Linked DNA regions of Homo sapiens: region 2 is linked to region 1. The links are chromatin contacts, found by Hi-C or POLR2A ChIA-PET in ENCODE. All regions are on one chromosome and are shown on one strand. The core of a region is the stretch at or near the end of the contact, and the rest is flanking DNA. Distances in the headings are between cores, read along the strand shown.

What was found. Hi-C counts contacts between places; a loop is a spot of excess contacts on that map. ChIA-PET counts read pairs that join two places held with the same protein, here RNA polymerase II (POLR2A). Pooled maps may share reads with other maps.
Region 2: a map of B cell shows a loop between it and region 1 (13-fold over the local background). The contact joins the enhancer-like site here to the promoter of TEX2 in region 1. A Hi-C loop is called at or near these places in 1 of 168 maps with a recorded cell type or tissue (B cell) and 4 of 50 pooled maps. POLR2A ChIA-PET finds 5 or more read pairs at or near these places in 2 of 52 experiments (OCI-LY7 and Panc1).

What each region holds. Positions count from the first base shown.
Region 1 is chr17:64,258,815-64,265,711 of GRCh38, reverse strand. TEX2 (testis expressed 2) reads left to right here and starts at 2,452. Exons shown (of 12, transcript NM_001288732.2): 1 at 2,452-2,544. RefSeq lists a silencer at 2,255-2,864.
Region 2 is chr17:64,982,972-64,989,868 of GRCh38, reverse strand. No RefSeq gene overlaps it. Among named protein-coding and RNA genes, the nearest start is that of LRRC37A3, 67 kb to the right of the region's middle. RefSeq lists enhancers at 3,437-3,486, 3,767-4,066, 4,684-4,963. Within about 2 kb of position 4,513, at least 28 of the 41 ENCODE cell types and tissues checked have a DNase peak (open chromatin) inside an H3K27ac peak, as active enhancers do; they include B cell and OCI-LY7, where a contact is called at or near this core.

The sequences.
Region 1 (6,897 bases), core at 1,203-3,702:
TATGATATGTTCATTTATTTTTCAATGCATCCAAATTCCTCAGATTTCAAAAAGAAGGGATCCTTCTAAGTGTTCATGCTGGATCTTACTGGCTTCTAGTTTGAGATCTGGTTGGTAGTGTATTAATTAATTTAATGCTTACGTGGAGCTTGGTAGGGAAAGGAGGTTGGTGGGCACTCTGAGAGGCACATTGCCAGCTTCCAAGGACCTTTGCAAGGGGCAGCTCCAGGGCCCCTACCCTTTCTCTCTCTCTCTCCCTGAGGCAGGGGGCTGAAGATGTGGCCAAGGAGAGCTTCAGGCTGTGTCTCCATTGGTAACTGCCTTTGTTGCACATTTCCAGAAAACCACAACTGGAAACCTCTTCTGTTGGGACATGAATTCTTTTTCCTTTGGGAAGGGCAACAGAAGCAAGTGGTGATCCCAGGCAGTAATGCCTGCAGCCCAGAGACTGCATTCTCATGAGGCTGATCAATCCTTGTGCAGAGTTGTCCCTGGCAACACAACATCCATCAGAAATCACAGCACAAACAGGGTTATTGTGTGGAGGCCATTCCAAGAGCCTGAGATCTGTGTGGGAGGCAGCTGACCTGCAAGATCTAGTGGGCGAGGGCTGACCTCCAAGTCTGAGGACAATGACTTCTGGGTCAGGCAGGTGTCTGGGATACTAGGAAGGGGAGAGGAATGTTGCCAGGAGGGTAGGCAGGGCTTGCTGGCATTGGAATGAGGCACCAGAGTAGCAGGGCATTCTTCTGGGATCATGACTGGGCCTGGTGGTGAGCCGGAGTGTGTCTGCCATTAAGATATTTATGCACTGTCTCACGGGTCAGAGAACTAGCCTGGCTTCCCTCTGCTTGAGGCATCAAATCTTCTTCCTGCTTGAGGATTTCAATCTTTCAGATGTTGTTTCATCTGGGTCCAGTGCCCTTCTACACTCAGTTCTTGGCATGACTTATTCTGTTATGAGTGTCTTAGTAGGTGACCTCCTCCCTTACTAGCAAGTCTCCCAACCATATTACTAATTCTGAGGATGAAAGGAGTTTGGCTTTCATTTTGCCAATTGAATTTGAATTTCATGACTATGATAGACTCAAAACACGCACCTGAGTGTGGTCCTTGTACCACTTGCATTAGAATCACCTGGAGGGAGGGGTGTCGAAGGCCATCTCAGACTTACTGAATTACAGGTTCTGGGGTGGGACTTAGAGATCTTCATGTTAAAACCCTCCAGGATGATCTGACGTTGAAGATCTGACATTTGGGACCCACTAATGCAGGAGACACACTGACACATCTGTTTGTTGTCTTGGTCCTTTCTTGTGGTGGGTGGGAAGTGCAGAGGGGCAAGGACTACGGGGGAAGGGGGAACTCTCCCTATGTGCCAGTGCTTCTGCCAGCCAACCCAGGTTCGCAGAAGATAAATGCACAATGGGCATTGCCATCCCAGGAAGCTCATTCTAAGTGAGAATTTACCTCGAGAAGTCACTTTACCTCTCTGAGCCTCAGATATTGCCTCTCTAAAAATGAGTAGTTAATACTATATAAGTTCTAAGCTCTAAGAACTCGTGGCCAGGCGCGGTGGCTCACGCCTGTAATCCCAGTACTTTGGGAGGCTGGGTCCGGCGGATCACGAGGTCAAGAGACCGAGACCATCCTGGCCAACATGGTGAAACCCCGTCTCTACTAAAAATACAAAAATTAGCTGGGCATGGTGGCACGCGCCTGTAATCCCAGCTACTCGGAAGGCTGAGGCAGGAGAATCGCTTTAACCCAGGAGGCGGAGGTTGCAGTGAGCCCAGATGACGGCACTGCACTCCAGCCTGGCGACAGAGCGAGACTCCGTCTCAAACAAAAAAACTAGTAACAGAGTTAGTTCAGGATAGGATGTGGTAGTGTGGTAGTCAGGTGGGGGAAGTACATAATGCGGGAAACTGGGAATTTGCCTTTTTAAATCAATGTCTGCAGTTGGATGGGGATAGATACGTCTGATGGCCCTCTAAAATGCAAATCGAGTGAATTTGCCCAGGGGGATACCCCTGGTTCTCCGCGCCTCAGTCACCCCACCTCAACCCCCAGCCCTCGTCTCAAGGGCACTTGTTGCTGCTAGACTGCAGGAAGAGGAAATTAAGAAGTGCAAAGAGCTGGGGACAGTGTGCAGCCCCGTTGGGAGAGTGAAGCTTTTGTCCCCCTCACCTGGGGCTCTTCCAGGTAACCCTCCCCACCACTCCTCTCCCTAGCTCCAAGGGCGGTGGCCCCTTTAACAGACCTGACAAATCGCTCCCCCATTTCCGCGGCCTCACCTCGGCGCGCGGTAGAACTGGATTGGTTGGGCCTGGCGTGCCGTTTGCTCCGCCCCCGCGCCCTCTGGTTGGCGGCGGCGGCCGCGGGCGCGGGGCGGGTCCGCCGGCGGGGCGGGGCGGCGTGTGCCCGGGGGCGGGCGGGCGGCAGGGCAGCAGGACCGCGGCCGGTGCCCCAGCCGAAGCCGGAGTCGCGCGGCCGGGAGCACGGGCGCCGGCATAGTACAATGAGGCAGCCAGCGGATCTTGGGTGAGCAGTCTCAGGGCCAGGCGGGGGCGGTGGAGGGAGCGCCCCGCGGATAAGGCCCGGGCTGGGCGCGGATCGACCCCGCGGGCTTCAAAGTACCGGTCGGGTCCGGCGGCCCTTGGCGTGGCGGGGCTCGGCCCCCCACCCCGCTGTCATGGTTCAGGTATTGAAGGGGACGCCCACCCGCGACACCCCCGGGCAATCCCTTCCTTCGGGGCCCCGCCGGATGGCTCGGGCTCGACTCCGGCGGGAGGAGCTGCCGGCCCCGTCCCCTCAGCCTGCGGTCCCCGGCCCCGGGCAGGGAGGCACCGTCACGCGCAAACTAGAGGAAAACGGCTTGCAATTTTATGAATGGGGCCCCGGGTTCCTGCCGCCCCCCTCACCGGCGACGCGAAATGCTTGAAAGTCGAGAACCGCAGTTACTTTTACTCGAATCTGTCAGAGGTTGTATGCGCCCCGGTGGTTTTTCTCCAACTCCTGGAGAACGCGGGTGGCGGTGGGGTGGTTTGTGTGCTTTAGCAGGGAGGCGGCGGCGTGCCGAAATCCGGGGGATCGGAAGGTTAACAAGTGACATTGGGCTGAGGCCTAGCGCCAGGTGCCTTGCGGGGAGGCGGTGTGGCCGTGGACGCCGTCGCTGCTGGCTGCTGAGCACGGAAACCATACGGTGGAACCGGAGAAGGCGGGGAACGGCTGGCCACATTGCACCACACGCTGCCTAGAGCGTACGGCTGCCATGGGAGTTGGTGCAGGGGAGTCTTCCCCTTTTGAAAACGATTTTTGGAAAACTTAGCCCCTCAGTGGGTTGATAGTTACTTAAACCATCGGTTGTTATGGTTACTGGGCGTCAAATGTAAGGGCAAAGTCTGTTTCCACCCTCGCTCTTTCTCCAGAGCTATGAAGTACTTTGTCACTGTGTTTTACAGACACTGTCCAGGGAGGACATCCTTTTTTAGAGTTGAGGGAAAATTGTGGGCTCCTTGAGGGCAGGGCTCGTGCCACGTTCACGTTTGAAGTGCCAGCGTCTTCACACCATCACCGCTCTGCACATGCATTAAAAGGAATGAGGCTTTTACATGTTTTGAGGATTCTCAGAGGATTCAGAGGAGTCATTTCAGGAGCCAGGTGTAAGCTGGAGGGGAAACAACGAGTGACTTTTATATGGAAAACAATAAGGAAAAATGGAGGGCAGGTTATCCTTGAACTCTGGAGTATGGGGAGTTTGAGGAGTCTAGGTTTGTGAGTTTTAGGGCTGGGTCACACAGAGACGCTTGTCTCATATTGGAAGAATGAAACTGCCATTTCTGTTAGCTCTTACCTAGCCCATAAACAATATTCTTTCAGATTCTCCCCAAAAATGGTAGTTGGTCTAAAGTTATGGTAAACAAGCCCCCTGAGGTGATGTGGATAGAGTGGGATTTTGCCATATCATTTCTTTCTTTTTTTTCTGGGCCCCTTTGGGAGTGTGAAGGCTTGGAGGGAGAGGATGTGGAGGGCTCTGGGTGAACTGAACTTGCTTGCATGTTTATCTCCAGTAAAAGGCACTGTGCCTGAGAGGAAGGAGATTAACAAATTGATTCAGATCAGAAGATGGTGGTAATTGAGTCTACTGACAAGCAACCGAGGGGCTGGGACAGACGAGGAGGGAGGAAAAATTCAGGAGTTTGGTTTGGGCTGATTGTTGGAGGTCTGAAGAGCAAGTTATGTCATCGTGAGAGAAGATTAGACACAGCATATACCAAACATAATGTTCATTATTAGAGGTTATGTTAGAATGCTTCTGGAGAAGAAGCAGGAAAGATTAGGCTTTTCGATAGAATAAATACGTAGCATGTTTTGGACAAAAAGCAGTTGCCTGGAGTTAAAAAAGAAATTATTTATTAAAATAATAATAATTTTGCTGTATGCCAGAAACTGCTAGACATTATAGAAATGATGGAGGGTTTTTTTGTTTTTAAAGGATGAAGAGTTTGTTTCTATATGCCATATTAGTTGCCTTTCCTTCAAGTCAAATGCTTCTGTTTTCTGGAAGGTTTTCTGAATCCCTTGAGGAAAGAGAGGGGAGAACTGCACAGTTTATTACTTAATATGAGAACAGAGCAATGGGGAAATTCTCCTCACTGTAGATTACTTTCAGTATCAAAGTGAATCTTCAAAGACCAGTTTTCTGTGTCAGGTTCAATATAAAATTATATTAATCCTCACGTCTGTTGACTGGTATCTTTTGATGGAAAGTGCCTGTTCTTTCTTTTTTTCCATTTGTCAATTCATTCATTCAGAGTTAGGAAGTTCATTAAACACACACTGTCTCTTGTTCTCTAGGTGTTTCTAGTTCATTTTCTTTGCCTGAATATCCCTCAGGGTCTGCTTTCTTCTGTCTGATCCTTATCTCCTGAAGGTCTCCTTGGGAATTGCTGAGGTCACAGGGAATGCTTATTCTTTGATTCTGTCCCAAGGCAGAAGACTAGTATAGAAAAGAGAGCAGTGTTGAGTTCCAACTCAGCCAGGTACTGTTTTCTGCCCCTTATGTATATATCCTCTCCAGTCCTAGAGCAGCCCTCTAATGGAGGTGTGATAGCCTCATTTTACAGAAGAGGAAACCGAGGCTCAGAGCAAAGTAGTAACTTGCCCAAGGTGACAAGCTGGTTAGATGGTGGAGCAAGAATGTCAGTCTAGGACATTGATTCAAAAAACGTGCTTTTTGGGCCAGGCACAGTGGCTCACATCTTGTAATCCCAGTACCTTGGGAGGCCAAGGCAAGAGGTTTACTTGAGGCCAAGGGTTTGAGACCATCCTGGATGACAGAGTAAGACCCTGTGTCCAAGCAAACAAAACACACTTTTTCCATTGTACCACGTTGTTTTTCCCTGGAGAGAAATGGCAGTTTATTAGAGATGTCTCTTGCAGTGTCCTCTTGAGTGGACATGTTCAGAGTGGTCAGGTTCAGAGATGTTCAGAGAATTGCTGCACTAATGAGCTCCTGTGCTCCTGCTGGAGCCAGAGTTAGATGCCGATGTCTGTCTCTCTGCCAAGTGCAGTTTTGAGTAATTCACGAGGCTATTGGGAAATCTTTTACTGCCATGAAAAGGTGACTGGACTGACTGGGTCTGTATCCTTGTGCTCTGCTTACCAGCTCTGTGACCTTAAGGGTAAATTACTTCTCTTTCTGTGTACCTCAGTTTCTTTGTAAAGTGGGAAAATATTCCCATTTCAACAATGCTAAGACAGTGTAATTTATGTAATGTTAACATTCCTGGGGAAAAAAAGCATCTTGTAATGTATGGGGTCTTAGACTTGTAGTCAGCAGTGGCTTCCTTTTTTGGCACATAAAATAACAGTGTGTCTTATAGTCAATGGTCTTAGATGAACTAGGGTAGTATATTATTTATAGGTAGTTGTAAGAATTAAATGAGATCACTTATGTCCCTGGTTCTAGTGAGCACCCAATAACAGGTCATGCTGTCCACTGACAGGATGAATGGTTAACTGGGAAAAGCTGGGAAGCATCTCGTAAGATTTGCCACTCAACGCCTAGGCAATAATCCATGGTTTGTGGCTGGAGGAACATTTTCCAATTTGCCTAGAGCACTATCCTTTGGCTGACTCTTGTCCCTGTGAGAAACATTAACTTCAGGAGCTAACGAGCCATGGACAGACAGCTCCCTTTGTCTTCCTATTCATTAAGGTCTTTGTCAACTTTAAATCCCAAGTTTAAAGTAAATATTGTAATAAGAAGACTGGAAGCCCATGCTGTTGTGAATATTCTTACATGTGAGTTTTAAAGCAACTCATAGGTTATACAAGATTTTGTGTTGCTCCTTTCCAAACTCTTTATAATGCGTAATTACACTGCGTGAAATGTCCATGAAGCACCATTAATGAGAGGGATGCTAGGAGGTCATGAAAGTTCAGAAGCCCTTGACTGGCATTGGTGGGGTGGAGAGAACACTAGACTTGGAGTCAGAAGGCTACAGTCCTGACAGTTTCACCTGTCATCCCTGCTTCACCATTAGAAACATATTTCCCAATGGCTGCGTGGATCACCCAAAATTGCACTGGGCAGCAAGGCAGGATACCAGCTGCGCGTCACTTCACTAATTTGGACTTTTAAAAGTCTCTCTTCCAGGACAGGGCGCGGTGGCTCATGCCTGTAATCCCAGCACTTTGGGAGGCGGATCACCTGAGGTCAGGAGTTCAAGACCAGCCTGACCAACATGGTGAAAACCTGGCTCTATTAAAAATACAAAAATTAGCCAGGCGTGGTGGCACATGCCTGTAGTCCCAGCTACTTGGGACTGAATCAGGAGAATCGCTTGAACCTGGGAGGTAGAGGTTGCAGTGAGCCGAGATCGCACCACT
Region 2 (6,897 bases), core at 3,264-5,763, 720 kb before region 1:
CCTGTAGTCCCAGCTACGTGGAGGCTGGGGTGAAAGGATTGCCTGAACCCAGGAGGTCAAGGCGGCAGTGAGCTGTGAGAGCACAGCCTGGGCAACAGAATGTCACCTTGTCTCTAAAAAAACACAAAAACCAAAACAAAACAACTCACTGCATTATTTTAAAAAAAACATATGTATCTTATGGGCCGGGTGCGGTGGCTCATGCCTGTAATCCCAGCACTTTGGGAGGCCGAGGTGGGAGGACTGCTTGAGCTCAGGAATTCAAGGCCAGCCTGGATAATATAGTGAGACATCTATACTACAATTCAAAACAAGAATAAAAAAATTAGCTCGGCATGGTGGCACACACCTATAGTCTTAGCTGCTCAGAGGGCTGAGGTGGAAAGAATGCTTGAGCCCAGGAGGTCAAGGATAAAGTGAGCCCTGATTGTGCCACTGCACTTCACAGAGTGAAGAGTGGGTGACAGAGTGAGACCCTGTCTCAAAAAAAAAAAAATAGCTAGGTAGATAGATGTATCTGCAAATGATTCTTAGGAGCAGCCCAGGCCTAGAGAGTTAAACCACCCATAGTGACTCACATCAACAGGCTCTTTTGTCAGAGGGCATTTCCATAATTAGAACTTGTGACCAACAAGTCCAGCCACGAGGATATATCACAAGTACTTGTCTCCAGCGCTGGTTTCTTAGCAAAAAAAGAACCTGTTAAATGTCAGGGCTTTGTGTTTTTGCCTTTGGGCTTTTGCCATGCCTGGTTATTGGGCACCTTCTGGTAATAAACAGTTAGTTGAAAGGAGCTGTTCCCATGTCTTATTTAATTCTCTCATTAAGCCTGTGGGCCAGAGGTTCTTATTGTTCATACCCCTGGATAAACACACTGAGTCCCAGGGAGGTAAAGTGCCTTGGCCGAGTGCCACCCAGGAGCTGGTGGTGCCTCAGCTGAACCCAAGTCCACGGACCGTGGAGTTCGCGCCCTCTCACTGTGGCACACGGGCCTGAGCCTCAGGAACACTGCAAAGTAGGTTGGCTTCCCCCTTACGGAGCCCCTACCCGGGACAGCCTCAATCCCTCAGGGCCCCTCTGTGCCCAGGTGCCTGCTTGGCTGACTGGGCAGCCTGGAGAGAACAGTGACCCAGAAATGCAAGAGGAGAGTTTCCAGGAGGACAGAACACTGGTGCTATCAGGTGCCAGGAGCAGCGTGTGCCACGCATGGCCCTGCTCTGCTGTGGCTTTGTGTTTTTGGTACATGCTGTGCCCTCAGCCTGGGCTGCCCTGGACTGGCCGTCCCTACCCCTCCAAGACTTAGCCCAAAATCATACTTTTTTTTTTTTTTTTTGAGATAGGGTCTCACTCGGTCCACCAGGCTGGAATGCAGTGGCACAATCTCGGCTCACTACAACCTCCACCTCCCAGGTTCAAGAAATTATCCTGCCTCAGACTCCCGAGTAGCTGGGATTATAGGTGCCCGCCACCATGCCTGGCTGATTTTTGTATTTTTAGTAGAGACACGGTTTTGCTATGTTGGCCAGGGTGGTCTCGAACTCCTGACCTCAGATGATCCATCCGCCTCGGCCTCCTAAAGTGCTGGGATTACAGGCGTGAGCCACTGCGCCTGGTTTCCAAAATATTACTCTTTTCCCCAGAATGGAAATACAATTATTATTCAAAATATAAGAGTAATCTTGGCCAGGCACAGTGGCTCACGCCTGTAATCCCAACACTTTGGGAGGCTGAGGCAGGTGGATCACGAGGTCAGGAGTTTGAGACCAGCTTGGCCAATGTAGTGAAACCTCGTCCCTACTAAAAATACAAAAAATTAGCTGGGCGTGGTGGTGGGCGCCTGTAACCTCAGCTACTTGGGAAGCTGAGGCGAGAGAATCGCTTGAAGCCGGGAGGTGGAGGTTGCAGTGAGCCAAGATCGTGCCACTCTACTCCAGCCTGGGCGACAGTGTGAGACTCTGTCTCAAAAAAAAAAAAGAAAAAAAGAGTAATCTTAAAAAATAAAAATATATGTTTTAAAACTTTTTATATATACATGTAAAATGTATATGCATATTATATATATGTTCAAATGTGTGAATGTATTTTTGTATTTATAAACACTTAAACTAAAATATGTAAATTTATGTATAAAACTATAAAATATGAACATGATATTATACTATGTATATATTTTGTAACCCTCATTTTCACTCACTACAAAATAAATGTATTTTATATGGTAAGTATAGATTTACCTAATTTTTTCAAGGTAAATAGTTTAAAAAATATAAAACTAGTAAATGCTCATTGCAAAAACAAATTGCTAAAAAATATCAAGAAGAAAGTAAACAGCACAAAAAGCCCTCCTTCTAAAGACAACCATTATTAACATTTTGGCAAACATCCTTTTTTTTTTTTTTTTGAGATGGAGTCTCGCTCTGTCACCCAGGCTGGAGTGCAGTGGTGAGATCTCGGCTCACTGCAACCTCCGCCTCCCTGGCTCAAGCGATTTTCCTGCCTCAGCCTCTGGAGTAGCTGGGATTACAGGCATGCACCACCACATCCAGCTAATTTTTTTTATTTTTATTTTAGTAGAGACGGAGTTTCACCATGTTGGCCAGGCTGGTCTCAAACTCCTGACCTCAAGTGATCCGCCCACCTCAGCCCCAAAAAGGTTGGGATTACAGGCGTGAGCCACCGTGCCCGGCCCAAACATCTTTTTTTACACACATATACACCCATATTTTTATATCAATAGTCTCAAATTATATATACACTGTTTTGGGACTTTTAAAAAAATTTCAGCAAGACCTTGTGGACATCCTTCCATGATAATACGCAGAGCATGAGATTATTCTTTTAAATGATTACATAATATTTTATTGTGAGAGCATAACTTTATTGAATTTATTTATAAACACTAGTGGCGAGCATCCATTTTTCAGCTTTTCACAATTAAAAACAACACTGTGATGAGCCATCCTTATATATGGATTCTTTCTGGAATAAGAAATAAATGGACTGAAAAATTAGAATGTACAATTCTAGAGGTCCCACGTTGTCAAATTATGTTCAGAAATGTGCACCGCGAAAAAGTCTAAAAGTTCAGCCAAGATTCACATGGGTCATTTCTGGGCAAAAGGACCAGGCATGATTTTGTTGTTCTTCCTATTCTTCTGTCCTCCTCAGCTTTTCTATTCTAAGTGTGTCCTTCGTTATGCTGATGCAAGTTGGCAATTTTACATTGCACAAGAATATATGGTTTTAATCCACGCAAGTGTCGCCTCTGACGATGCTCTCTTTCCAGTTCCTCCTGCACCACACTTGCTCTCATCATCTGCTACAGGGGAGGGACCTGCTAGCCCTGTGCCTAAGTTAGCACCAGCAGGAACCCACAGGTGTTCAGTGGGGAGTCGCTGACTGCCTTGGAGAAGCGTATTTGAGACAAGCTGTTAATGGCTCACGGTCCTAGGGTAACCCCCTCGGCTGGCACCTGCATTTAGGACAGCAGTGAGCCAAGCAGTTTCCAGCTTGTGGGAAAGAAGCTTTGAGGGGTCCCTAAGGGCAAGAAGGCCTTTCCTGGCTCAGTCCAATCAGATACCTGCTGTGGCTGTGCTTCTTCTGGCCACAGGTCCCTGTCTTTGTTGGTTCCCTGCACTGACCTGGCCAAAAGGAAGCTGCTTGCTTCTGGGCAGCAGCTGTCCCCTCCCCCAGAAAGTCTAAAAGGACACAGAGGACGTCTTCAGTATTTCCGTAGAGGTCACAAGCTAAGTGGGTCGCTGTCGCTGTTTTACGTTTGGTTGGTGCTGAGACACTTCCTCTTTCATTTATGTCTTATTCAGGCCACCTCCTCCATCCCCCTTGAAGACTGAAAAAGGGGAACTTGAAAGAAAAACCGAAAATTTCAGACCGAGCTATGGTGCAGGAGACCATGCTGTCATCCTGAAGCAGAGGCTGGGGACGTCACCAAGAGGATCACAGCATCCTCGAGGGTTCACTGAGGCCACTGCCCAGGCTTTCTTTTCTTTCTTTTTTTTAATAGAGATCAGAGTCTTGCTAGGTTGCCCAGGCTGATCTCAAACTCCTGAGCTCAAACAATCCTCCCACCTCAGCCTTCTAAAGTGCTGGGTTTACAGGCTTGAGTCACTATACCGGGCTGACCAGGGACTTTCTTCCTCCCCTCATTCGAACTTTCTTAGCTCCCACTCAAGTCTTCCTAAATGCTATGTGGTATTCTTAGGACTCCTAATTCCTAATTTTTCAGGAAGTGAAATGATATTCTTAAAGTAAAAACCAAAATCTGCTTTTGCTCAATTCTTTGAATTTACTGTATTTATATGCCATATATAGAGAGAGAGAGAAAGAGAGACAGAAAGAGTGCATGTAGATATACACACACAAATGTATACACACACACACACACACACACACACACATCAGATTGTGGTAGCTTTTGGAAACTCTCTAAGGCACAGAAAATAAGTTGCCTGACAAGACATCAAAGAATTGCAAAAGAGGCCACAGCCCCAAAGGCCTTACTGACTGCTTTGTGATTTGTAGCATGACTGCTGATAAGCATCTATTTGCTTCAGTAAATAGAAGTTGAATCATAACATTTGTTCCAGGAAACAGTAACTGAAGTCGCAAATCATAAATAATAAAGCATGAAAAATCTTCTTTTAACCTAATGGACTAAAAGATTTCTTGCTTTTTTCATTTCTGCTAATGGCCTCTCTCCCTTGGCACTGCCAGAGCTGGCCCATTAAAGGTGAATTGAGCCTCAGTTTGCAGGCAGGACGTGGTCCAAAAGATCATTTGTAAGTTGGTTGTTTGGATCAAAGAATGTGTTTTCTCCTAGAAACCGTTTTTCTCAGGGTGACTGGGTTCTCAGGTTCGCTCGCACAGTGCTGTTCAACTTCTACTGAAGCTGAGCTCTGGGTCTTTGAGGGCAGGTTCTCTGCAGTGCAGGAGGGAGAAATCAGGTCACCTGCTGCTCCTTTGCATAGAGACCTGGCTCTGAGCACAATTTAAGCATAAGTAGTTTTCTTTTCTACTTTCTCAACTCCCTTTTGGCGTCCAGGTCCAGGGCCGTAGTCCCTGGATTGCAGCACCCTTTCCTAAAGTGCTTTACCCACCTCTGGGCTGCTTGCCTGCTAAGGGGGGTCTGGGACCCCAAATTACCCACTATTCCTGCTTCCTGACCAATCAGACTTCCATTTCCTCAGAGCAGTTGATATCAGCTAAGGGCCAGGGGAAAAGCAAAAGGAGAAGATATGAATTCACACTAGTAGGTGAATCATGGAGAACCTCTTAACCCTCTTAATATCTTCTCATGTTAAAATGAATTAGTTGTGAGACTTGAGAGTCCTTGTGGCAGTATGGGTTAGGGATGAACACGGTGACTAAGGATTCGGAATTCACACACACATTAGTAGGACTCTTAGGCTCTTCACTGCACCTGCTTCCAGAACACTGGCAGTCAGTTAGGAAATGATCCTACTCTGGAAAAAAAATGCAATGGTCGCAGAGAAGAAACTTTCAAGTTCAGACACTGGGGAGAATCCCCTCAGTGAATAAGCTGATTATCTGCCAGATTGCCTCTGAGAATAAGCCACATTCATGCACACAGAACCCCCCACCAGTTTTTTGTGCCTCATAATGAAATCTTAACAGATAGCCAAAGATTACCAGATGTTTATGGAAAGTTCTAACATGAAACAAAAAGACCAAAACAGAGGAAACAACAGAACAAATCTTCAAAAGTAGTATAGTTACTATCTATAGAGAAATAAGAAAAGGCATTTTATCCATGAAATAGGATGTATTTTAGACTTTCAGGATGCCGTAACAAAATATGATACACTGGGTGGTTTATAAACAAAGAAATTTATTTCTCATGGTTCTAGGGACTGGAATCCAAGATCAAGGTGCTGATTTGGTGTCTGGGGAGGGCCTGCTTTCTGGTTCAGAGATAGTGTCTTCTTGCAGTGGCCTCACGTGGAGGAAGGGGTGAGCTGACTCCCTTGGGTCTCTTTTATAAAGGCACTAATACTATTCATAAGGGTTCCATTCTCATGGCCTGATCACCTCCCAAAGGTTCCCATCTACAAATACTATCACGTTGGGGGTTAGGTCTCAACATAGAAATTTGGGGGGACACAGACATTCAAACCATCGCAGGGTGCAAAATAAAATAATCATAACAAGAAAGGGATTTTGGCTATTGAAAAGCAGAATAGTTTAAAGTAAGTATTCAAAAGAAAAGATAGAAGATAATTTATAAAGTCTGGGCACAGTGGCTCACACCTATAATCCCAGCACTTTGGGAGGCCGAGATGGGTGGATCACGAGGTCAGGAGTTCAAGATCAGCCTGGCCAAGATGATGAAACCCCATCTCTACTAAAAATACAAAAAAAAAAAAAATTAGCTGGGTGTGGTGGTGGGTGTCTGTAATCCCAGCTACTAGGGAGGCTGAGGCAGAGAACTGGTTGAAACCAAGAGGTGGAGGTTGCAGTGAGTTGAGATCGCACCACTGCACTCCAGCCTGGGCAACAGAGCGAAACTCTGTCTCAAAAAAAAAAGAAAAGAAAAGAAAAAGAAAAAAAATAATTGATAAAAACTTCAGAATGTAGTACAAAAAGATGGAAAAAATGTGAGAGATAAGAAAATTTGAGGATCTATTCTGAAAGTCCAACATCCAGCAAGAATGGAGGGAAGGAAATTATCAAAAAAATAATACCAGAAAATTTCTCAGAATGAAAGGATAAGAGTCTCAGTATCAAAGGGCCTGCTAAGTGAGCCACAAAATGAATGAGAAGAAAGGTTCAGGCTAAGGCACATCTTTATAACCCTTCAGAACGCTAAGGATAAAAAGGAGACCCTATAATCTTCCTAAAAATAACAGATAACATACAAAG